3 separate regions of the Mus musculus genome follow, and regions 2 and 3 are each linked to region 1. The links are chromatin loops, found by intact Hi-C in ENCODE. Cell type or tissue: gastrocnemius. All regions are shown on one strand.

Region 1 (8,000 bases):
CTGTCTCTTTCTGAGGATTCTTCCCTCCCTGCCCAGCTCTTTGATTTCTCTGTTCTCTGAAAACAGAACAAACTGAGTTCATTCTTTCCTCTCCACCCTTTTCTCTTCACCTCTTCTATTCTATTGAAAACACAAGCTAAGTTTCGGTCTTTACTGTATTAACAGATTGAATGCCTCGGTATAACTGGATTTAGTGCCATGGGAAGTACAAGGAACTTTTTAGAGGTGAATTTTGGGTAGGAGGTATGAGAACAACCCCCCCCCCCCCCCGTAGACCAGCAACATAACTTACCAGGCTGCTATGAGTGACTTACATCTGTAGCAAACTCTGAGGCTAGCCCTGGGTCACTTTCTCCTCTCTATCTGGCATTTAGCTTCATCTTTTAAATGAAATGGAAGGATAGTGGCCGTTATTAACTCAACTGAATGTCCTGGCACATGGTACCTGTGCCAGCGAGATGGCCAAGCCAGTGTGGCCTGAGTTCATTCTGCAGGACTCACACTGTGGAAGGAGGAAACAGACTCTGGCAAGTTGCCCTCTGACATCCACAGGCATGCCCATGGTACATGCATGCCTGCACACATACATGCAAGATAAAATAACGTCGTAATTTGTAAAAGACATGCCTATGAAATAATATATATGTGAATGCTTTGAAAAGCGGAGTTGTTGTCACTATGGGCAAGTGTTGAAACAAAGCATGTATAAAATGAACTGGTGGCATTGAGAGATTCTTTCAGGGTCTAAATCATCTTCCCTAATAGCTTTCTACATGTAGTTAAAGCTCAAACAGGATTGGATGGGTGAATATTTAAATACTTGACTGCTTGTTTCTAGTCCCAGTTCCCTTTTCACACCGGCACTACTGCCCCCTGCTGGTCAGTAGCAGCATTACAGTGCAGCAAGTCCCTAGCTGGGTTGTCTCCTCAGCCTGTTGCCTGGGCTCCCTGAGCTGGCTCCTTTGCATGGGTCTGTGGCCGACCGTCACTCACAGCCTTCCTTCCTTCCTTCCTCTTCCCTCTCCATCTCATTCCCCGTCTCCATCTGCCCCTGCAGCACTGCCAGTAACTCCAACCGCAGCACGCCAGCCTGCTCTCCCATCCTCCGGAAGCGGTCCCGCTCACCAACACCACAGAACCAGGACGGAGACACCATGGTGGAGAAGGGCTCAGATCACTCCTCGGACAAGTCCCCGTCCACCCCGGAGCAGGGTGTGCAACGCAGTTGCTCCTCACAGTCTGGTCGGAGCGGTGGTAAAAATTCCAAGGTGAGCAGACGATGCTGGGGACTTGGCAGCCTTTGTTAGCTGGTCGCAGGAAGCTACTGGGTACTCATGTGACCGAACAGCCCCGTGTCTATGTGATGAAGTCAGGACAGGTCAGCGTCAGCAGGGGAGACTCTTGATGAATTGATTCCTGGTTAATCATTCAGGGAGGGTCCCGAGTCATGCGCCCCTTCTCCACCCCGCTCCCCATCTCTCGGTAAGCATCTAAGGAACTTCAAGACCCTTGAGATATGGAGGAAGCTCTGGTGAGCAGGAGGTGTCGCCTTTATAATCCTTCGTTAAATTTGGCCCTTTGAACTGGCAAAGGAACGTTATTTGGGACAAGTGTATTGCCAGGAAGAGCGAGTTCAGGGAAGCTTCCGGAGGGCTATTTTTAACCTCCTCCTTGGCCATCACCCCGCCTTACCTTTGTCCCAGCCCATGCCCTACTCATCTTGCAGAGAGGATAGTCACAGGACTTTTCCTTCCCTCTCAAGCTTGTCTTGGGCTCCTGATCCAAGGATTAGCATAGAGGCCTCCCTCACATGGTTAAGGTTCCCCAGAGTTCTCCTTCGATCCCCAGGCCTCTGGCAATCAAGAGGTGCCTCTACTCAGGTGCTCCTAAACCAACGGGAGTCGCAGGGCTTGAGAAAGGGGACCCCTCGGGAGGCTTGGGAGAAACCCCACTTGAACTTGTCTTTTGATTTCTTGTTCTTCCTCTTCTCCCCACTGTTTTCCAAACACCTTTGCATGCATGGTCTTAGTCTCACAAGCGCCTCTCAAAAGTAAGCCATCTTTTGTCTCTGTCTTTTAATCTCCCCTCTAGTATTGAATTGTCTGTAGTGCTCAGCATCCCTCCTTCTACCCCTGCCAATTCTGCCCATATGTCCTGCTTGGTCCCTTTCCCAGAAGGGCTGAACCCACTGTTCCCCACCCCCACCCCTTGGCAGGCTGGCTTGGAAGTCACTGAGGGACCACGCCCACTGCACCTGACAACAGAGAAAAGACTCCACCTCCCACCCCACTCCACCTGCACCCCATCCCCTTCCCGAGTCTGCCTGCTTCTCAAACACTACCACTAGTGGGAATGTGTCTCCCTCCTTGCGTGGCACTTTGTAAAACGCAGAGTCCTGCAGGAGGTAGTTCCGTCCCTGTGGGCGTGGAGCCTCCACTCAGTCACTCTGTTGTTTCATGTGACCCTTGGATGGGTAACGGTGGCCTCCCTGGCAGAAGTGAGGAAAGACCTTGATGAGATCTGCCTAGTTCATCTTTTCCTCCACCCCTGAGAGCTACCTGGCAGGGCACCCGCTGCGACTTGCTTGTACCGCTCTGGTACTCATTCACAGTGTGCTTAGAGACCTGGGTTTTGATTAAAGAAGGTACAGTACCAGAACCTTGGAGGGTGATGACTGACAGTACCCACCAGGCTCTAGGGAGGGAGACGTGCCAGCCTCTACCCAGGGCCCTCGGATCTCCAGTGGTGAGCTCAGTGGTGAGCAGTTGGTCGCAAGGCAGTAGGGCCCAGGAAGTCGATTGTTGGGAAGAAGTGCCAACTTCAGTCAGAGAGACAACTTACAACAGGGTCTGTGAGTGTCCTCAGGGAGGACGGTGGCACACCACTATCCACTTCCAATGGATGCAAGAACAAGAAGCTCCACAGCCAAGCCTTCCCACTGTGCCCTTCAGAGGCAGACCTGTGACTCTCAGTATTTTATGTGCCTATTGCCAGTGGGGGGTGGGGGGCGGCAGCCTGGAGTGAGGAAGCCAGTGGGAGTCCTCTGTGGGTGTAGGAGGCTGGGCAGGTTCCGGCATGCCTGATAGCTGGGGACAGGAGTTGTACAAGACCTTTTGTCGCTACGCCAGTGCCCGCCCCTCTGCCTTAGTTGAAGTGTGTACCAGAAGGCTCCAGGCTCATCTGGGAGAAGGAGAACCCAGCTTGGATGTGGGTACCAGGTTACTCCTCCTCACCACAGCTGCTGAGTCTTTAGTCTTTCCCGTCCTCAGGTGAAGTGTGCAGCTCTTTCCTCCAAGCCTAGCTCATTCCAGGAGCAGCACCGTGCTTACTGACAGCCTGACAAGGAAGGACCACATTGCACAACTGCACTGGGGATCCACCGTAGTCACCCTGGAACATGCGAGTGTAAGACACGTAGACCGCAGAGGATCTACACCAGAGTCACCATGGGAAAAGGGTTCAATGCAGGGCCCCGTGACTGGACTGCACGCAGGTGCTGCAGGGGTACGGCCAAAGCGTCTAAACCTGCTTCCCCTAGGCGCATCCTTTCAAGGTGGCCAGGTAGAGCTGCGTGGAAGCTCTGTGAGCTAGAACTGTTCTCACTACAACTATAGCTGGGCCACCCATAACCACCTCCTGCAAAGAGGCTTCACGGTGTCTCCCCCCCCCCCCTTGCTGACCTCCATTTTTTTGTTTGTTAGGGACAGGAAATCATTAAGGCTTCACCTTCCTCATCACAGTTTCAGGGGTAGAGGCTGATTCTTTCTCCCCGCTTAGAGTAGGGAGCTACAGACCTCAGGGCTGACCGTCACTCCCAGAAACCAGTGCATTTGGGCCACAGTCAAGCTGCACTCAGTAGTGATGGCCTGTGGCCACTAGGGGGAGCCAGGACATGCTTTCCTGCCCCCTCCAGCTCCGGAGAGCTGCTTGCTCTCTGCCCTTGCAGGCCTGCCAAGTAGATAGGGCCACTCAGTGCTTGGCTTCTGCCGCGCAGCTTAGCTCTCTGTTGGTGCTTGGCGGTGCCCGGTGCTGTGACCTTTCACCTTTTTGTTCGTTTGTTTATTTGTTTGTTTGAATTCTAATTTTTGTGGTTTTTTTTTCCAGTATGACAGACTTAATCTGATCAAAGTAAGACATTGTTTTGTTTTGTTTTGATTTTTTTTTTGCCTCCCGGCTCCAGTTTATGCTTAATGTAGAGCTCCTGGTCCCAGTCTCCCTTCCCCTTTCCCCCTTCCCCCTTCCCCCTCATCAGCTCGCTTTCCAGACACCTCAAGCCTTTGTTCTAGGAGATGCTTTTCGATGCGAGGGCTGGAAACTGCTCTAAGGTAGTCTGGGTATGTTTCTAGGAGCCTTGCATTCTGTCTGGTTCTCACTTGTCTGATTCCTTGTAGAAAAGGCCACAGAGACCCAAAACAAGTCCTCCAGGCCCTTCTCCTCCTCCAGCTCCATCCTGCTTCTTTTTTTTTTTTAAAGATTTATTTATTTACTATATGTAAGTACAATGTAGCTGTCTTCAGACACACCAGAAGAGGGCATCAGATCTTGTTACGGATGGTTGTCAGCCACCATGTGGTTGCTGGGATTTGAACTCAGGACCTTTGGAAGAGTAGTCAGTGCTCTTAACCACTGAGCCGTCTCACCAACCCTCCATCCTGCTTCTTAACAGCTCTGTGCTTTCACCCCACTCCCTTACCCATCTGATACAGGCTCCCTAGTTCTGTGCCTTCTTGAGCTCTAGCCCTCTCCTCCAGGTAGGGGCATAGCAATGAATTTACAATGGTAGGCAGTCTCTGATCTGTCTGTCTGTGCCTCTGTCACCCTCTTGGGCCTTAAGCCTCTCTGAGAACCTCCTTCACAGGAGGTCCCTTTAACACTCAGCCCAGAAAGGCAGGTCAAAGGTTAGAAACTCCTTCCTGCTGGGTATTCTTGAGGGCTAATGTAATCTCACCGAACATGTAAGTGTATATGTCTCTGAGGTGCCTCAGTGCTGGCAGAGAAGGAGTTGTGTAGGGATATGGTCAGCGGCATAGCCTCCGAAGTTCTTACTCTACAGGGTTCCTTTCTCATTTCTTTTAGTACTTAAGACATCCTTTCGGGACTGGCGAGATGGCCCAGTGGGTAGGAGCACTGACTGCTCTTCCAGAGATCCTGAGTTCAATTCCCAGCATCCACATGATGGCTCACAACCATCTATAGGGGGATCTGATGCCCTCTTCAGGCAGGGGGATGTATATGCAGCAGATCACTCATATATTAAATAAATAAAATTAAGGGAAAAAAAAGGGCATCCTTTCTTATATCCTCACTTTATAAGATAATGAATATTAGCTATAAAGGTACCACAGAGCTAGTTAGAGATGGGACAGGTGTTCCTAACCGAAAGGTCTTGGGATTCTGAAGCTGTTTGTGTCAAGTAGTTTCTGAAGGAACTAGCATCTCCATGTCAGTGCAGAGAAAGGGAAGATCTACTTCCGTCTACGTGGGGAGAGAGGGCAGGCACCGTGTTTGAGGATCACAACGGATCCTGTTCCCAGTGACCCTTTTCCTCCAACAGTTGTATACAAAAGTTCCAAGAACTAAAGTGCTTGGGCTCAGTTGAGAGAGATTTTCCTCCGCTGGGAAGCAGGTGACTAGCCTGCTCAGGGTTAGTGCAGTACAAGCTAACTGTGGATAGATAGCTTGGTCGGTAGCTGCAAGAGTATACTCGTGCTCATCATGATGTGAAATTAACACAACCCCATTTTGGTGGTCCTAGAGTCAGTTGCCATTGTGAACACCCAAAAAGAGCTATAGAAATGACGGTCCAGCTAGGTATAACTTTTTCGCTCCCCCCACCCTTTCCAGGCATGAATAGACTTAGCTGAACTACTTAGGTGGGAATGTTCTGGCCCAGAATTCTTTCCTATAAGGTAGCAATTCCTATTCTATGATGACATAGTCTTGGCTATGTGGGTTTGGTCTTCAAGTTCTGGAGGCCACTGTGGTAAAAGACTGTGCTTTCTAGATGAAACCACCATTCCTTTTGAGGAATGACCACAAAGAGTTCCTAGCAGAGGGTAACTGAGTGCCTGTGTTGCTGCCTGCTATCTTAGTCAGACCGACCAGTGGAATCTGTGCGAGGGAAAAGCATATACATGCCTGTGCCCCTTGCACGCCCTATCTCTGGCCACTGTGCTGACTGTCAGGGTAGAGGGTCAAGGTGTCAGGCAGGTTTCTGATTCAAAGGAAGAAGCTGGTGATGAGAAGGAGATCACATGATCATCTGGTCATCATTGTGGTCACAGTCACAGATCCCTGGTTCATAGTCGCCTCCATCCTGTCACATGCACACACGCACACCTTACTAGCTGACACAGCGGTTGCCCAGCTGTGCGTTTATTAGCTGGCTCTTTGACACAAGCTCTAAGTGGCTGACTATGTATAGGCTCCATACCTCTGGTATCTCGTTGAGGCTTTGACCCGTTGGCAACGTTTCTAACATCAGGGCAGAATGCTCATGAGTAGAGCTTGGAGACAGACACAACACAATCAAGCCGTTCCCCTTCTTTCACTAGAAAGTTTCAGATCCCATGGGGAGATCAGTATGAGTATTCCTCAACCATAGAGCTGCGACAGAATGTGATTTCATGAGTACCAAGTTGTATATAACACCATGGCTTGGAAGAATCCTTTAGAGATGACACAATTCCACTTTCTTCCTCAACCATTAGTTAGCTATTAGTTAGGTCAGTCGGTTGTTGGGATAGAAGGAATTTGCTCACCTTCTAGCTGAGAGTATAGTGTGACTTTTAAGAAAGCCCCTTCTTCCCCCTTCACCAAAACATTCTACCCTGCCTTTGACAGGGGAGATGATCTGGAGCAAGAGGCTGTGTTTGGCTCTGTGTCTACTCTGCTTCTAGTCAAAACCCACTGGGGGACTAGGATTTGGATGCCTACCACGTATCCCACCTCCCCATCAGTAGGACCTGGCGATGGGGCTCTGACTCCCTTCTGGTTGAGCGCTAGCTAGTGCTGCCACTGCCTGCCTCTCCAATCGCCCCAAGCTGTGGTGGGGGCTTCCAGCATGGATTGCTCCCTGGGCCTCCTTTCTGGAGCTGTCTTGTGAAAGGAGGACCCTCCTGAGCATCGACATGGGAAGCATTCAGCTGCATTTGGATTCCTTCTCCCTGCCCACCCTCCGCTGTCTGTGTTACCTTCACCCCAGGGGGAAGGAATACCACTTCTATCGTCTCTTCCCTAACTAATTATATTCTCTTTTATTTTTGTCTTTACAGAAAAGCCAGAGTTGGTACAATGTAAGTAGTTCTGTTTCTGTTCTTGTTGGGTAATAGAAAAATGTGTGTGTGTGTGTGTGTGTGTGTGTGTGTGTGTGTGTGTGTGTGTTGGGGGTGGGGGGATGGGCAGGGGGGTTGGTTGCAAGAAGTGTTAAGTACCGTTTGGGTCTTAGGAGTTTTTGCCCTTGTCAACCTCTTCATCTCACCACAAAACAGACACAGTAGTTCTCTTCTACAGCAGGACGGGTATGTCCTGGGGAGGAGGATTTGATCTGGGAACATGAAGAGATGATTCACCTCATGTTTTTCCTCATCTAATGTCCTATAGGAAGGTAGGGAGCAGCCAGGACTGAGTGACTGCTTCAAGGCCAGGCGGTATTCTGTGGCTAGGGTGAGACAGGAGGTATGAACTTAGGGCTAAAGTTAGCATCACTGGACAAGACATCTTGTGGAGGAGCTGGTGCTAAGAAACGGTGCTATATGACAGAGTGTGTCAAAGATATGCAGTATCCTCCAGAGCATGCTCCTACTGAAGGTTTGGCTGCCTTCTAGTCTGTAAAGCAGGGTCCTTCTTAGGTCATCCTTAGTGGCTATTTATCCAGCTCTGGACTCTGAGAGTGTTTTGTGGAGTCAGCAGTGCCTGCAAGGGCTCCATTCTCCTTGTCACATACTGTATGGCCCTGGACTCTTTCCTGGAAGAACGTCTGGCTAAAGTCCCTCAGCTTG
Region 2 (8,000 bases), 63 kb after region 1:
AACTTTCAAGCTTCATATTTATCAGACATTCTGAGGATGTTACCTAACAAAAATAAAGTGGTAGAGCAGAGATAGAACTGAGACACAGGGCTTTGTGAGTCCTGGGCAAGAGGGCCAAGACTGCCCTCCCCACCCTCTGGAATTCAGAGTTTGGAAAGATGACGGCAGACCCTTCTCTACAACGTGAGCCTCAGCCACACCTTCTCCTATCCTGCCACACTAACCTTCCTTAAGCCCAACCGGCCTAGCTTTTCCCTGGAGCAAATATCAACCTTGATCTTCAAGACAAATGAGCTCCTTGGCAGCCCCTATGTCAGCTTCATCTCCAAGTCTCCTGTAGGCTACAGGGAATGGGTTGTGGTGAGTCTGCCCTTGGGGTTGGCATCATTCTCTTCCTTTTCTTTCCTGTTCTTGTTTCACTAGGCATTTTGTTCAACAGGAAACTTGGTTCCTTCCTCTTCTGGTCACGTGCAAAATCTAAATAATACATTCAGCTACAGTTAGTATCCAAGGCTTGACAAAGTGATATTCAGGCAAGGAGGCATGCCTGCCACTGCACAGGCAGAGTGCGAGCCAAGCCCATCACAGGAACATAATCCCACGAGCCTACTTTATGTAAGGGAGGTGGGTACAATCCATTATGGTTTTGTTGATTTGAATTTAGAGGAAGGTAAGCTAAACCCATACAAACTGACTTATCAACTGAAGAGCACCTATACTTGAACCAAGGGCAGAGTCAAAGACATGAAAGCAAAACTGTTAGAAGCACACACACACACACACACACACACACACACACACACACACACACACTGTTAAGTCTCACTAGTCCATTCAGATACTCATACTGACATGCTCAGATGCATGCCTGGGCACACACTTATAAACAGAGACATACATTAACATACTGTAAAACACTGTGTGTGTCACACACTCACATATTAGCACTTAGATGTTCAATTCCCTTAGCACACATTCAGGTATCCAATTGTGAGCTATGCTTGAAGCTGTTTAGCCCAGCATTATTGTCACAAGTCCCTTATTTGGAGGGGCAATGTCATCTGAGTCTCTTACAACTGACAACCAAGAAAAAAACAAAAAACAAAAAAAACAAAGATCCAGAAACAAACCCAAGAACAACAAAACCAGCTTACCAAATATCAAAGCCCTTCAGTTCCTGCAAACTAAATGCATTTCTCATCTGTCTATCAGTGCACAGCAGCAAATGGCTGGAACTGCTATCCCATCCATTCTTAGTTAAAATTTAACAGATGGACAAGCTATAGTTTCTCTCTCTCAAAATTCATGCATCCAGGTTTTGTGCTTTTTTTTAAACCATAGAGAGAAATGAGTGTGCCCCCCCCCCCCACACACACATACACCAAATCATTGAGATTTTCAGGACTGACTGACTCTTCACTGAGCGATGCAAATGTAAAAAATGCAAGCAAGATTTTGAAATAATAAACGGATACATTCCTTTTCAGCAAAGGGGGAAGGGAGGAGAAAAAATAAAAATTAGGAAAGACGGGAATCAGAGAAGCATTAAAGATGGTTAGGAGGGAAAAAAAAATCAAGGCACAGGGAGCAGGGAGGTGCCTTTGCAAACCTCCAAACCCAGGTCTCTGGGAGCGCGTGTGGATCTCCATGTCTGGCAAAAATGCACAGAGAGAAACCAGAGCTCCTTTTTGTCACCATCGACATCACTTAAGTGTTGTTATTGTTAGCACGATGCGTGGTATTAGCACATTGCAAGGCAGGGTGCTGTACTTACCCCAGTAGATGAGCACTAGAGAAGCTAGGGGAAGCAATCTGTTGAAGGCAGGCATCTTTTCTCGTAAGTGGTTTCTGGAACTGAACAGAGAGGATCTCTGTCAAGGACTGAGCCCTCTGATTCTTTCGAGGAAACCTTCAGGGATTAACTGCCCCTAAGGGAGCGGACCTTCTGAGTGGGAGGAGGAAGAAAAAGGTCAAGTCCCCTTCCTAGGGGGTCTGCGGGATCTGGAGCCCAGTGTAGGTGTCAGCTGAAGCCACCTCGCTAAAGCGAGCCTCGGGGCTTGGCTCAGCACCACGGACAGTAGCCTTCCCGCCCACCCCACTCTTGGAATTCCAACCCTCTCCTCTGCTTGCGTTTGCAACCAAAGCAAAGTGGACTGGGAAGGGAGTCTCGCAGCCGGCGCGGGGATGCTGGCCTGTGGAAGGAGTCAGTGTTGATTCACCTCTCGCCTCCCCTAGGGACAGCGACTTCGATCCACCGAGACTCAGAATCTCGGGCTTCTACGGCGGGGCAGGCTTCTCCAGCTGGGCGTGTCCCCACTCCAGCCGTCGTCTGGGCTACAGAATGTGTTCCACTTCAGTCTTGTACACAGCAGCCCCGGGCTCCCATGAGGTCCACCAGGCGTGGAAAGAGGCGGGAGCTTCGGTGGGACTGGCGATCTCAGAGGTGGAGGCTGGGTAGAGGGGGGGACCCCCTTCCGCGGGGCGCGTCTCTGGATCCTGCGAAGCCCCGATGCTGGGCGATTGGGTGATCAAGCCGCCCCTCTCCAGGGCCACCCCCTAGCTGAATGTGTTGCTAGCCTTGACATGCGCAGGCAGCTCTCTGCCGCTTTGGTCGCTATGGACCCTCCCCCTTGGACACATATTCCCCACCCCTAAACCCACGTGCCCCTCCCAGGGCTGGCGCGTTGAGAAGAGGGGGAGGAGCGCAAACACCCTCCGACCGCGGTGGCTTCTTGTCTGGCTAGCTGGCTGTCACCTCGGTTTTCTACTGTCTGGGTTTCTCTCTGAGTTATGGACACACACATAGCTTCCACCTATTTACCCACCCCCTCCAGGCAACCCCACTCCTGCTGCCTCCCAAATACACTTGCCCACAGCTCTGGGGAATGGAGGGACACATCTCTTTGAAGCAATGATGTCATCTATAATAGTTACAGTACCAGCTAGCTCCTGGCTGGCTTCTCTTCGCCCTCTACTTTATCCCCCCCCCCCTTCTTGCCTCCCCAGCCTTTGAATTGCCTTGATTAATGGGTTCCCACACAAGGGACACAGCAAGGCAATTTCTGCTTGTAGCAAATAGGGTAGGGTGTGGCACACCTGTCCCTACCTCAGTGCTCAGTCTAGTTCCAAATGCGAGCTTCGGATAAGCTTTAGGGTAGGGATAAGGAAGGATGATTTCTCGTTTCCCAAGTTATCTGAGGTGCCCCACCTTCCCCAACCATTTGTAGGCAGATAGACGATGTGATGTTGAGACGGTTTCCAACTCTTAGACGCTCCGAGTCCTAGCAGCTGCTGAGCATCCCCGCCCTATTTCTGGAAGGGAAACCTGAACCTTTACACTCAGTTATAAACTCGAATTGACTTAACGGATTAGGCATGCCTGGAATCGAAGGGAAGGCTTAATGGTGAAAGACTGGTACAAAAGTCTGGCTCCTGCCCAGGCCCTTTTCTCCTGTTCTCTAGCCAAAAAGGGGTGGGGGTCGGGGGGGGGGGCATAACAGTGATATTCCTAAAGGGAATGCGGAGTAACAGCTGACGGTAAATGAACTATACACAGGAAATGCTCCCTGCTAAATGTCACATACACAGTCACAGAAGGTCCTCAGTCAGGTTTCTTCCCGGGCCGAGAGCCACGGGGTCGTAAAACGCCATCTTGTGTTGAGGATCAGCCTTTGAGGTTCTCAAAATCTGCAACATCTTTCACAACTCAGGAATCAGTGAGGCGCTTTCCTGACGAGTGTGCTGGAACTCTCTTGTGTGACAGCTGGCTCTTCACAGCTTAACCGCCCCCCGCCCCCCCCTTCTGACGCGTAAGGAAGTTCTTTGTACTCATTTGACTTCTATACCCATTCCTCCCCAAGCTGCATTAATCGTTCTTGATACATTTTCCTCAATAAAGAAGTCATTTCCTCCATGACCCATCGCAAGAACTTTTTGTTTGGAACTAAACTTCTCCAGTGTACAATAGTTTCTAGCCAACCCCAATCTCTGACTACCCTGGCTACTTTTTTCACTCATCAACATGATTCTCTGACATTATGAATAGGAGCTAGTCCTTTTTGTGTGGTCTGAGCAGAACAAATCTGATGGAATCAGAAGAAAATTGCTCAAGAGGAAAAATATATTCAAACACCGCATGTCCTTCACAATGGGCTTGCGTTCGGTTAAAATCGGAAGTTTGTTTGTTTGTTTGTTCAGTTTACCTGACTTGCTGCAGTCATTTTGTATGTGTGCATAGAATCTGGAAAGCTGTATCATGAAACTTTGAGCTTACTGTTGGGTATGATTCGTTCCAGGCAGCACACTCTGTCAATAGTTCTGTTCAATTTCAATTCAGTCATGAAATATAACTTTCTGCTTAAATTTGGCATAAAAAAAATCACTTAATCTATACACAGTTTTTAGCAAGCAAACAGATAAAAGCAAAACACAGAGCAGGACTACTGTCATGCTCTCGAGGCCTCACTCAAGCTTAAATGGATTTTTTTTCAGAAGTCATAGAGGCCAAACATGTTTTCCTACTAACGCATATACAGCATGATACATTAAAAAATTACAATCAAAGGCAGGTGAGAGTAATTAGATTTATATCACAGAACCAATACATCACGATTAAAGTATGATTATAATTTGTTTTGTGTATTTATGTGTGTGTGTGTTTGTCTGTGTGTCTGTGTGTCTGTGTGTGTGTGGGCAGAGGAGTGTGTTCCAGAATGTGTATGGAGGTCAGAAGACAATGTGTGTAGTTGACCATGTCAGTCCTGTATATAGAACTCAAGTCATTAAGCTTGGTGCAAGAACCCTTGCTCCAAAACCCATCACCTCACCAGCCCCGTTCTGAGGATTTATTAGCAGAATTTGAAATGTTCCCTTGGTAAGTTCTGAGGTTTTGGAAAGTGTATCTGCTTCAAGTTCTCACAAACCATTTCACCAGCTCCTTATATGTGCAGAGGATGGCCTTGTCGGGCATCAATGGGAGAAGAGGCCCTTCGTCCTTTGAAGGCTTGATGCCCCAGTGTAGGGTAATTCAAGGGCAGGGAAGTGAGAGTGGGTGTGTGGGTGGGAGCACACTGTCATAGAAGCAGGGGGAGGGGGGATGGGATAGGGGGTTTTGGGAGGGGGGAACTGGGAAAGAGGATAAGATTTGAAATGTAAATAAAGAAAACAGCCAATAAAAAAGAAAAACAAAAACAAAAAGAAAACCCAGAGCACTTGTTCTCGCTGTTCTGTTGTTCCCTCTGGCAGGAGCTTTCTGCCATACTTATAAGTACGTTAAGTTTCTTGAAGTCCATCTGGTCTGTGCCGGGATGTGTTTTTAAATTTGAATTTTATTTTATGTATATGGGTGTTTTGCTCGTGTGTACATATGTGCACGGTGTACATGCAGTGCCTGCGGAAGCCAGAAGTGGAGATCAGATCCCTTGGAACTAGAGTTATAGATTATTGTGAACCACAAAATGTGGGTGCTAGGAACTGAGCCTGGGGTCCTCTGGATAAATAACAAGTTCTCTTAACTGCTGAGCCATCTCTCTAGCCCTTGTTCCGTAAGCTTTTAAAGCACTTAACATGGTAAGTTATCCCTTCGTCTTTGTGATGGGTGCTGCTCTGTCTTGCTGATGTTAGCTTGACATTTCTCTGTCGTAAACATTCTGCTCTTGCTGATATGTAAGGCTATGGGTGATGATTGATCTTGACTGCCAGCCTGCTTGCATTGAGCACATAGGAGGTTACTAAGGGCCACTCTGGTTGTGTCTGTGAGGGCCTTCCCCAGGAAGGAGAAATCTACCCAGAATATGGAAGACACCATTACAAGGGGCTGGGGCTGGATGGACTGAAAGAAAAGGGAGAAAGCATAGTAGTGTTGATAATCTGTCTTTCTGCTTCCGACCAAAGCAGGCAGACAGGTGAGTTCTACACCACTTCATCTTCCTATCATGATATTGTGACACCTCTACAAAGCAAACCTTTTTTCTCCCTTAAGTTGCTCATGTCAGGCATTTTGTCATAGTAACTAAAACTGGACCAAGATGCCATATGATCAGCTTTCTAAGCAACTGACATAGAGGTCTAAATTTCACAAAGTGATATATAATTGTGTTTTGGTGTCCACAGGTGCTTGGTAGAGACTCAAATTTGCAGATGTGCAAAGCCATCCTATAAAGTGGAACTGAGTTTGTATATAACCTTTACATGTCCTCCCTTATGCTTTAAATTATCTCTAGGTTACTTACAGTAACTAATGCAATGAATGCACATAGCTGCTATATTATATTGTTTGGAGAGCAATAAGAAAAAAGTTAGGCTACAATATGGCTCAGTGGATAATGGTACTTGCTGCCAAGGCTGAGGGCCTGAGTTTTATTGCTGAATTTTATGGCAGAAGGACAGAACAGACTCCAAAAGTTGTTCTCTAATCTCCACATGCATTATGTGGCATGAATACACACACACACACACACACACACACACACACACACACACACACACACACAGCTAAAAAGAAAGAAACTATGTACATTATATTAAACGTTGTTTATTCTTGAATATTTTTCATCTGTGACTGGAGGAATCCATTAGTTTGGAGCCCATATCCATGACTGTACTTTGCTCACTCAAAGCCCTCTCATATCATCTTACTGTCCTTAAGTACAGTCTAGAATCCTCCTCATGGTGTAACAAGTTGACCCTAAGCCTTGGCTGCCTTCTCATAGATGTTAACAACTCTCTGCCTTGCCCACAGTGTTCCAGCTACACATCGTTAGAAAACAAATGACCTCCAAACTTAGCAAGCACCATATCATCACAACCCTTGTGCCCAATATGACACGCCCTCATCCTGAATTGTTTCCCATTCTGTGGCTGTCTCACCATTGCAATCTTGCTTCAAATGCCTTCACCTTTTAGTGGTCCCTCTTCTAAACCAGCCCCTGCCCACCTCCATTGCTTGAAGCTTCTGCACCTCATTTTCTCTTTTTATTTTCATGTCTTCCCTCACTAACCCAAAATTATTTGATTTCAGTTTATGTGCTTGCTAATGTTCTGACTGCTCCCACCAGGATGTTTCTTCACGACAGCTTTCTTTGATCTGTTCCTTGTTGTGCTCCTGGAGATAGACTGGTGAAGGCAGACACTGGGTCTTTTACATAGAGGATTCAACCCAAAAAGTAGTGAATGGATGAGAAAGTGTGGGTAGTATGGAAGTGAATGAAGTCAGAATCAATTCTGGGAAGAGAAAATGTCTCATCAAGAGAAACAGGAGAAGATCCAGCAGGGTGCAGTGCCTCGATGATCAAGTGTAAAAACACAGAGATTGAGGAGGAGGTTTACATGGAACTGGAGACATTCAAAATTCTGGATAATGGGAACAAAAGGATGCTAATGAAGGGGGAAAGGCCTGCCTGATATACAGGGGTAAGTTAGTCTTCTTGTCTGTTATTTCACCAAGATTCCCAGGGGTGAGTGTTTTGGTTAGAGATAGCATTAATACCATGATAGAAAAAAAATGGTACATTAAGATGTACATATTGATTTAGAGAAAGCAGAAACCCAAATGATCCATAGAGTGGTGGTGGAGAGGCACAGGTAAATACATGCCAAGGGAGGTGGTCTGAACTCCTGGGGCTCACCTCTCAAAACATAAGAGAAAATCAGGAGAACCGTTTTTTGATTAGCATGAACCTGAGCTAAGAGTCCTGACACGGGAATCAGTCCCTTCTAGGGAAGTCATGTGACCTGGTTTTGCTGTTCTAAGTAGATTTCGAAATAGAGTGCACACCCTTTGGGACAAAGAGAAGGAAGAAACTTGTGTATTTTAAATTGTGGTCATAGAGCACATGTGAGACTTCGAGATACCAGGCTCCCAAATCATTCCCTCATCCTGCGAGCCAGCTGCGGAGAGTTGTCATCAGCCAGGGAAGTGTGGGATTAGAGCAGGAAGCAGGGGCATTATGATTAGAGCACCCAGTCCCTTCCTGGATTTGCATGTGGCAGAGAGCCTGATG
Region 3 (8,000 bases), 61 kb before region 1:
TTGTTATTATTCCTCGACCTAAATTCTATTACTGGTTGAGGATTTTGGAGCATTTAAAATATTTTGAATTAGAACGGTTCATCTGAGAAAACCTATGTAAATATCTCTAAATCTGACATACTTTTCAGATGTGAAACATTTCTGCTCCCCACAATTTCAGGTAAGACAGACAAAACAGGTACTTTCAACTCATAGAACACGTGTATCAGGTGTTTGTGGTGGGATGAAAAGTGCATCTTCAGGCTCCAAGACCTGTATCTCTCCCTTGCCTTAATCTTAGTTTGGATTGTTGAATTAAGCGTTGGCAAGGCACCTTGGTCTCCTTTCCTGCCTAAAGCGAACATGAATGAATTGCTGATTCTTTTTTTTAAATCTAAAAAGCAGTCTCCACTGGGAATTCGTCTCAGTCTGGACTCCAACTTTGAGTTCTAGGATTAGCCATCATAGGACCCTTCTTTAAATGTGCACACTAACTTTTTGATGATCTCAAGCTCCCTCCTAATTTTTTGATAATGTTTTATCTCATAATTGGCCATCTTGAAAAAAGAAATCTCAAAGGCAAATTGCATCAATTGCCATTTTGTATATTTTTAAACTAAAAATTATGTTTCATATATCATTATCACTATGTATGTGCTTGATATGTTTATATATGAGTGCTGGTGCACATGCGACAGTGCACATGGAGCTCAGAGGATAATTTTCAGAAGTTGGCTTCCTCCTTACATGATGGTTTTTGGGGACTGAACTTCACTCATCGGTCTTTTGTGATAGAATCTTGACCTGCTGAGCTATCTATCTATCTATCTATCTATCTATCTATCTATCTATCTATCCATCCATCCATCCATCCATCCATCATCTCCTCAGCCTCTTAAATACTGGGATGAAAGGCATGAATCAATCTCTTGGCATTAAATTAGGATTTGCTTTGTTGTTATTTGCAGGGTTATATAGCTCAGGCTGGCCCCGATCTTGCTATGTAGCTGAGGATAACCTTCAAGTTTTGATCCTCTTGTCTCCAGCTCTTACGTGTTAGGGTTGTTGCATGTATTACCATGTCCCGCTCATGATTTGCTAGGGATTGCACCCAGGGCTTTACGCATGGGAAGCAAGCACTCCACCAACTAGAGCTACATCCCCTGACTCTCACTTGGTTTCAACTGATATTTCCTATTTTCTAAGTCTTCAGGAATTGGGAGGAGACCGAGGAGATACAGAGAAGTGGTGGGAAACTGGGAATAGATTTCTGGAGGAAGATATGCATCCAATCATATAAGGTTGAGTTCAATTTTCAGTTTCTCACTGCGAGACCTTAGACAAGTCACTTCACAGCTACAGATCTCAGGTTAATCATCTCGGTGTCACGGATCATAGAGTATTCAAGGAGATGATGGGATTTGGAGACACAACTTAAATTCCGGAGCCCTGTGAAAACGGAGAGTGGACAGTTTCATTGCTCTGGTCGTTAAGCCAGACTCGTGTACATTGATGCGCGCTGGGTATAGTGTCTGTGTGGTGATGTTTTGAGGAAGAAAATAAGATCATTTTCTCGTTTAGAAAAAAAGTGGCAGTAATTCAAAATGTTAACAAAAGAGTTGTATCCTTTAAGGGCTATATCCACTGTGATTGAATCAAACAATCATGACCAAAGAAAGGCAGTGCTGAGATTGGATTCCAAGAGACTTGTGTGTGGAGTAAAGAGGACTTCAAGGCTCATAGATTGCCTTGCTTTGTTACCTGGCTTACAGACATGTTGTGTTACTGAGACTCCTGCAGGGGAGGGGACAGAAGAGAAGACATTAAGGGACCTGCAGGCCAGGATGCCATTGCAAGGATATGAACACTTAGAAGTGTCCCTTGATGGTGAGTCTGGGTCAGGAAGGTTTGTCACCTGAGCAGGCTGGGCTAAGCAAGGACCTTATAGGGTTAGATTTCCTCCAGCATATAGACACCATCTCCCTGATTGTGCAGGTAATATTGGGGAGGCATGACCACACCTTCAGGTAGAAGCAGCAGATCTGTCTGCAGCCAGCCATATTTGCCTTGTCTACTGATGTTTTTGGTGTATGCTGGTGCCATACGTTTTTGTGTTAGGCTATGAGGTTGGGCTTGAACTGAGTAAGGTAATATGGATGAGGAGAAATGAGGGAGGGGAAGGACAAATGGTCTGGGGGCTGGATTTTGAGCAGGGTCTCAGGAAGAAGGGAGGAGTTTGGAACTGAAGACATTTCTCCAAGAATCATAGGGTTTTGTTGTTGTTGTTGTTGTAATTGTATCTTAAAAATGACATTTATTTATTTGTGTGTGTGTGCCTGCCCACACATAGCACAGCGCTCATTGTCGAAGTCAGAAGACAACTTGCTCCATCAGAAGTCAGTTTGCTCCATCATGTGTGTCCCGGGGACTGAACCCAGTTCTTCAGGTTTAGCAACAAAGGCCGTAGTCACTGAGCCATCTCCCTGGCCCGATAACAGATTTCCTGGTAGATTTATATAGTAGAAGCCTGAGTGGAAATGACTTTTAGAGGCTGACAGGCTTGCACTGACCTAATTTTTTTCTTTTTTTTCTTCTGTGACTTAGATCCGTAAGTTGTAAAGTGGATCTGTAAGCTGCCATTTTTTTGATCACTCTCTATGGGCTTAAAATGCTGGACACAAGGGAAGCCTTGTCCTTACCAGGCCAAGTGGGCCTCACTCATGGGGAGGAGATGACCACGGAGGAGGATATGAGGCATGCTTGAGGGCTTGGATCTGTTTTGCCACACCTCACTTTCTGTGGGGGAAGTGCAGCTTATAGCTTCTGCCGAGTGTTCTCTTAGGAGTGTTGCTGTCTTCCATCGGTGCCCGCTCCGGCACACAGGATGCTTACAGTGAATACTGGCATGGTGCTTTGAGTGCGCTTTTTTTATTTTTTCCTTTCTTAGCAGTGCGAGCGGTCTGCTCTGCTTTTCCGTGAGACCGAGAGTACTCTGGCCAGTTCCCTTCTCTCAGTGGCCCTCTGACGGATAGAGGCTCTCCCAAGCTGCCTGCTTTAAGGGCCAGAGAGGAAGCTGTAGTTGCTGCAAGCTGAGCTGACTGTCCCTGCCGGGCAGAAAACCTAGAGTGATGAATGGGGCTGGATGAAGTCATCCTGCTCCGCCAATCAGGCTGCTCCAACGGAGCTAGGGGCCTTTGCGGATCCAGCTTGGCTGCCTGCTGCTCTCTCATGCACCTTTAGACAGAGGCTGTGAGTCTCTGGGAGTGGAGTTGGGGGTGTGGGAACGGCCCGCCCCTGGCTTCTGTGTAGGCCTCAGTCAGTCTGAATGTTATTGCAAGGTGAGTGGCTTTACGGGGAGTCCCTTTCCCTTCGCCTTCTCCACTTTGCTGTGCCACTCAGCGCGGTGCCTCCAGCTCCTCCTCGCACAGAACCTACCCCTGCTTCCATCTGAGTGCCTGCACCTTAACACCTGCCCCCTCCAACCCAAACCTTCGCCTTGCCTTGTGACCCAGCACTGGTTCAGCACCTTCCAGCAGCCTCTGTCCACATGTGCGCCTTGTCCTCATCTCTGGGTACCTACCAGTGATGGGGCAGTGATGGGGCAGTGATGGGGCAGGGCATCCACTCTGCATCCTCTCCCCCCAGCAGGGGGAGCCTGGGGAGACCCACACTGCCCTTCTGAGACCAAGTACGAGGGGAGGGGAGATGGACTGACTGGGCCTCATGGGTATTTGTGGGGATATTGACCGCCCGCTTCCCTAACTGGCTGGGAACCCCCGGATGTTTTCCTCCATTACCAACTGAGGAGGTACCAGGGGACCCCTCTGGAGAGTGGAAGCAGGTCTCATTCTCCTGGCCTTCCTTCCAGAGGGGGTGGTGTCCTCTTTCTGGGTGGACATTTGTGACTCTGCCTTTTCTCCCTGGATGGTGCTCTGCTCCCCAGGCCAAGCCGGGGTCATGGATCCGGCCGACGTGGCGACGGCAAAGGTAGGATGGAAATGCTGCCGGCCGCACTGTGCGTAAGTGGTTTCGCTCTGCGAGTTCCGCCTTTGGTTCACTTTTTCTCCCCTCCTCTCCCTCAGCCCAGCACTCAGGAGCAGTCAGGGCTGTGTCAGGAGAGGGAAATGACCTCAGGAGATGGGAGGGTGTGTCTTGTGCTACACAGCACACCGGCCACCTCTTATCCGCATATCTGAGCCTGTGGCTGGAGGAGAATAGGAACGTGGTCACGCCGAGGGCATTTGCCTGGACTCACTTTCCATTTCTGTCTTTTTCTTTAGCTATTGCTCAGCTTTCTGTTTATCTTCATCCTACCTGCTTTTGGCTCCCCTGTTCTCTGTCTTCCTCCTCTGCCTCTTCCCGATTCTCCTGCTCCATGGGCTCATCCTAACGCTGTCTCTCAACTTCTGTGTTCTTTCCCTTGCTGCTGTGTACCGGCTAGGTGGGAGGTTGTGGACTGAGCAGCCTTAGGAGTGGAGACAGCTCATCCTGCAGCCGACATTGGCCTTGGAGCTGGTGAGGCCTTGGTGCCTGAGTGACAGGCGATGTCCCTCCCCGAGCTCCTAGGAGCTCCAATGTCTGGCCGGTTTGAGTCTCTGAGGAGTAAAGGTGGCTGGGTGCTGTACCTATGGCCTTGGACACACTAGAGGGCGATGTTGAATACTGTTCTTATTCTGGACGCTGCTGGCAATTAGAATTTTGCTTTTCTGTGTATTTTTCCAAACAAGGAGCCTGAGCCATTGGTAGTAACTGGAGGAGGCAAGTCTCAACAGCTCCTCCCCAACCCCTGTCCTGTGTACAAGGAGACACCTGTAGTTTGGCCTTTACTGGGGGCCTTGCTGTTTGGCCAGATGGCCGAGTCTCCATTCTCACAGAGGTGGAAGACTCGAAGAGGCTCAGACTTCTGGAGCAGGTTGGGTTCCCTGTGATGTGAATGGAAGAGAGTGTGAGAAAGGAGGCCCAATCAGCCAGGCTGATGCAAGCAGAACTGTCTGGGCAGGTTCTCTTGGAATCATCGACTTGAGTGATTCTTCCATTCCTCTGTGCTGTGTGATCGGAAGGAAGTTACTTAACCTCTCTGAGCTTTCACCTTTTAGCCTATACGAAGGGGAGAATGACATTTATCTGTGGTTTACATCAGATGAGATCTGACGCACACTTGAGGAAGAGCAAGGGAAAGAACTCAAATGAGAACAGATTACCCAGGACTGCGTCCCTGCCTTCGTACTTTCACGAATACTTAAATAACCAACCAATATATGGGATGCCGCAGGGTGCTGTGCATTGGCTGTTATGGGGGCAGGCATCTGGGCTGTGTTTGGATCCAAAAGTGTTTGCTGTATGCAGTGTGCTGTCTGGTTGGGATGCTGCTGTCCCTGACTTGGGTGATGCTGAGCCAGTGATCTAGCTCTTGAACCTGTAAGTGGTTTGTCACCCACCTGCCAGCTTTATGGCATGATAGTAGGGTAAAGTCTAGGCAAGGCGTGGCCTTGGGGGCACTGGGGAGTTCTGGAGTGAGTTCGGAGAGATGTGGTCATGTTGTGTCTGTATTTGCATGTGGGGGTGGAAGCCTACACAGCCCTGTTCTCCTTAGGCCATTCTATACCTTAGGCTAGGTCTCAGGTCATCTCCGGTCACTGCTGTAGAAGCAGAACTCCAGTTGGATCATTCCTGAGGTTAGCGTTTGCTCTCAGGTTCTGGACCACAAAGTTGCTGGAACTGAGAGTATTCAATCCTAGGACTTCTTTAACCCTCTCCGATCCAAGCTCTTTGAACAGTTATCTCAGGCATCTTCCATCTTGGCTCGTGAATCACCAAGCCATGAATTGGCTTTATAGTCCAAGGCCCATGAACCTCCTGCACTCTTAGGCAGAACTTGACACAGAGTGGTTTGATGACGATGTCACCTGTGGTTTCCATCAGTTCTGCAGAAAGCTTATAACTCGAAGCTGAGGCATCTTGAGCTGATTCAAGATGCTTTCATAAAGAGGTTGGTTGTATAGGCCAGGTAGAAAGCCCGAAGCCCAGATTCAAAGAGACTATGTTATGGCTGGATGCCCTGGACCCATGAGAATGTAAAAAGCCCGCGAATAGCTGAGTAAAAATTCATATTGTGATTCACAGGTCTAAATACATGTAAATGCCCCCTCTTACCTTAGCCCGCCCTGCTTTATTTCTGAGTTGCTGTTTTCACATATTCCCCCAGCCCTAACACACTGAACTATGTTGCTACAGAAAGAAATAGCCTTTTTTGAGGAGGTGTGGTCAGTCCTGATGACAGCATCCTTATCTGATTCCATTCATTTCCTGGAGGAGGGCTTGGAGGCGTGGCTTCACTTCCGGGAGTCTGGATTCTGAGATTCTATTTTCACGACACTGCCCGTTTTGTTTCTTCAAGGTTCCAGTTTAAGATTGAGGTATCTCAGGTTTTAATCTGCGAAGGTATATGAAGGATAGCTTGCATTCAGACAGTTTTTGATCTCTTGAGAACAGACACTAGAAGCATTTATGAATCCTTCGTTCAGTGGAGGTGTAGTAAATGCCATTGATGGGGCAGCAGAGCCAGGTATGGGGGCTCAGAGAAGAATAGCACGTGCCATGTGGGTGGGCGCTCACCAGCTTTGGGGGAAGTCAGGTAAGCAAACAGGTTATGGCAGCTCAAGATAATGACAGTCAGCTGGGCATATTGGTGCACGCTTTCAACCTCAGTACTTGGGGAAGCAGAGGCAGGTGGATCTCTGTGAGTTTGAGGCTGGTCTGGTCTATACAGAGAATTCCAGAACAGCCAGACCTACATAATAGAGAAACCCTGTTGTAAAAGCTGAAACAACAGCAACAACAATAAACAAAACCAAAACCTAAACAAAACAAAAAACAAGGCAATGAGGGCCAGAAGAGGAATGGCTACCCCTGGGGAACACAGAAGTACTTTCTGATTGGGCAGGCTGGGAAGGAGGTGGTCAGGAAAGTGAGACGGTGGGCAATGGGATAGCTGTGACTGGAGGTACACGATTCTGAGTTCAGATTCTAGCATGCCCATCCTCTCTCTCTGTGAGCTTGAGTGAGTTACCTTGGCCTCTGCTGGTCTGTTTCTTTGTCAATAAGGACATCCACACCATAGAGCTGCCTTGGAGATTCAAGGACATTGCTGGGTTTGGGTGGATGGTCACTGATGGCAGCTGCTCATGGAGACCTTCTCAACAGCAGAGGGAGACTGCAAGCAGGTGTCTCCGTGCTTGGGATTTAGCTAGTGGGTAGAAGTCAAGGCCAAGGGCTGGTGAGATGGCTCAGTGGGTAAGAGCACCCGACTGCTCTTCCGAAGGTCCAGAGTTCAAATCCCAGCAACCACATGGTGGCTCACAACCATCCGTAACGAGATCTGACTCCCTCTTCTGGAGTGTCTGAAGACAGCTACAGTGTACTCACATATAATAATAAATAAATCTTTAAAAAAAGAAAAGAAGTCAAGGCCAAAGACAAAATGAGAAATACAAGCACAGAATAGAAATGTTCTGAGAGCCTCATAAGATACTGAGATAGTCAAAAATGCTGGGGATAAGAACTCTAAGCTATCATCAGACCTGCTTAGGAGCAAGACCCTCCCACTCCCTGGTAGACAGACAGGAGAGTTTCCTTATTTTGCTCCAGATTTTTATATTATATTTACATATCAATAAACTGTTCTTTTGAGGCAGGGTTTCATAGGTTAGCCCAGGATATCCTGAAACTCAGACTAGCCTTAAATTCAAAATAATCTCCCTGCCTCAGTTTATCCATTGCTAGGATTAAAGGCATGAACCATCATGCCTGGCACATTTTATTTTATTTTTATTTTTATTTTATTTTATTTTATTTTTTAACATGTTGGTCTTTCTGTATTAGGTCAGGAACTCCTTGAGCACTGAGATTTATGGTGTTTGTTTGTTTATTTGTTTTTGTATATTGAGATAGGGTTTCTCTGTGCAGCCCTGGCTGTCCTGGAACTCACTCTGTAGAGCAGGTTGACCTTAAACTCATAGAGG

The links. Peaks named below come from ENCODE experiments on the same cell type or tissue, not always from the same donor. Only the 100,000 strongest peaks of a DNase experiment are listed, where the experiment ranks them.
Region 2: a loop joins it to region 1, with 2.6 times the contacts of the local background. A loop is called at or near these places in 2 of 42 quality-filtered maps.
Region 3: it touches region 1 in a loop (2.6-fold over the local background); 10 of 42 quality-filtered maps call a loop at or near these places.

Annotation. Positions count from the first base shown.
Region 1 is chr9:40,326,713-40,334,712 of GRCm38, reverse strand. Gramd1b (GRAM domain containing 1B) reads left to right here. Exons shown (of 20, transcript NM_172768.2): 3 at 1,058-1,268; 4 at 7,275-7,295. It overlaps 1700110K17Rik (RIKEN cDNA 1700110K17 gene), which reads right to left and starts at 1,241. Exons shown (of 3, transcript NR_040728.1): 1 at 1,126-1,241. In gastrocnemius, CTCF peaks have their summits at 877 (motif pointing left), 3,876 (motif pointing right) and 5,225 (motif pointing left); DNase peaks (open chromatin) are centred at 2,705, 3,031, 3,512, 3,899 and 5 more places; H3K4me3 peaks cover 857 bases; H3K27ac peaks cover 2,466 bases.
Region 2 is chr9:40,263,822-40,271,821 of GRCm38, reverse strand. It overlaps Scn3b (sodium channel, voltage-gated, type III, beta), which reads right to left and starts at 2,606. Exons shown (of 7, transcript NM_001083917.1): 1 at 2,220-2,606; 2 at 1,775-1,854. The coding sequence starts at 1,829. In gastrocnemius, a CTCF peak has its summit at 3,632 (motif pointing left); DNase peaks (open chromatin) are centred at 1,704, 2,596, 3,470, 3,616 and 1 more place; H3K4me3 peaks cover 2,127 bases; H3K27ac peaks cover 2,039 bases.
Region 3 is chr9:40,387,646-40,395,645 of GRCm38, reverse strand. The region is part of intron 2 of Gramd1b (GRAM domain containing 1B); the gene reads left to right. Among named protein-coding and RNA genes, the nearest start is that of Gm51668, 25 kb to the left of the region's middle. In gastrocnemius, CTCF peaks have their summits at 3,634 (motif pointing right) and 4,628 (motif pointing right); DNase peaks (open chromatin) are centred at 3,151, 3,635 and 4,588.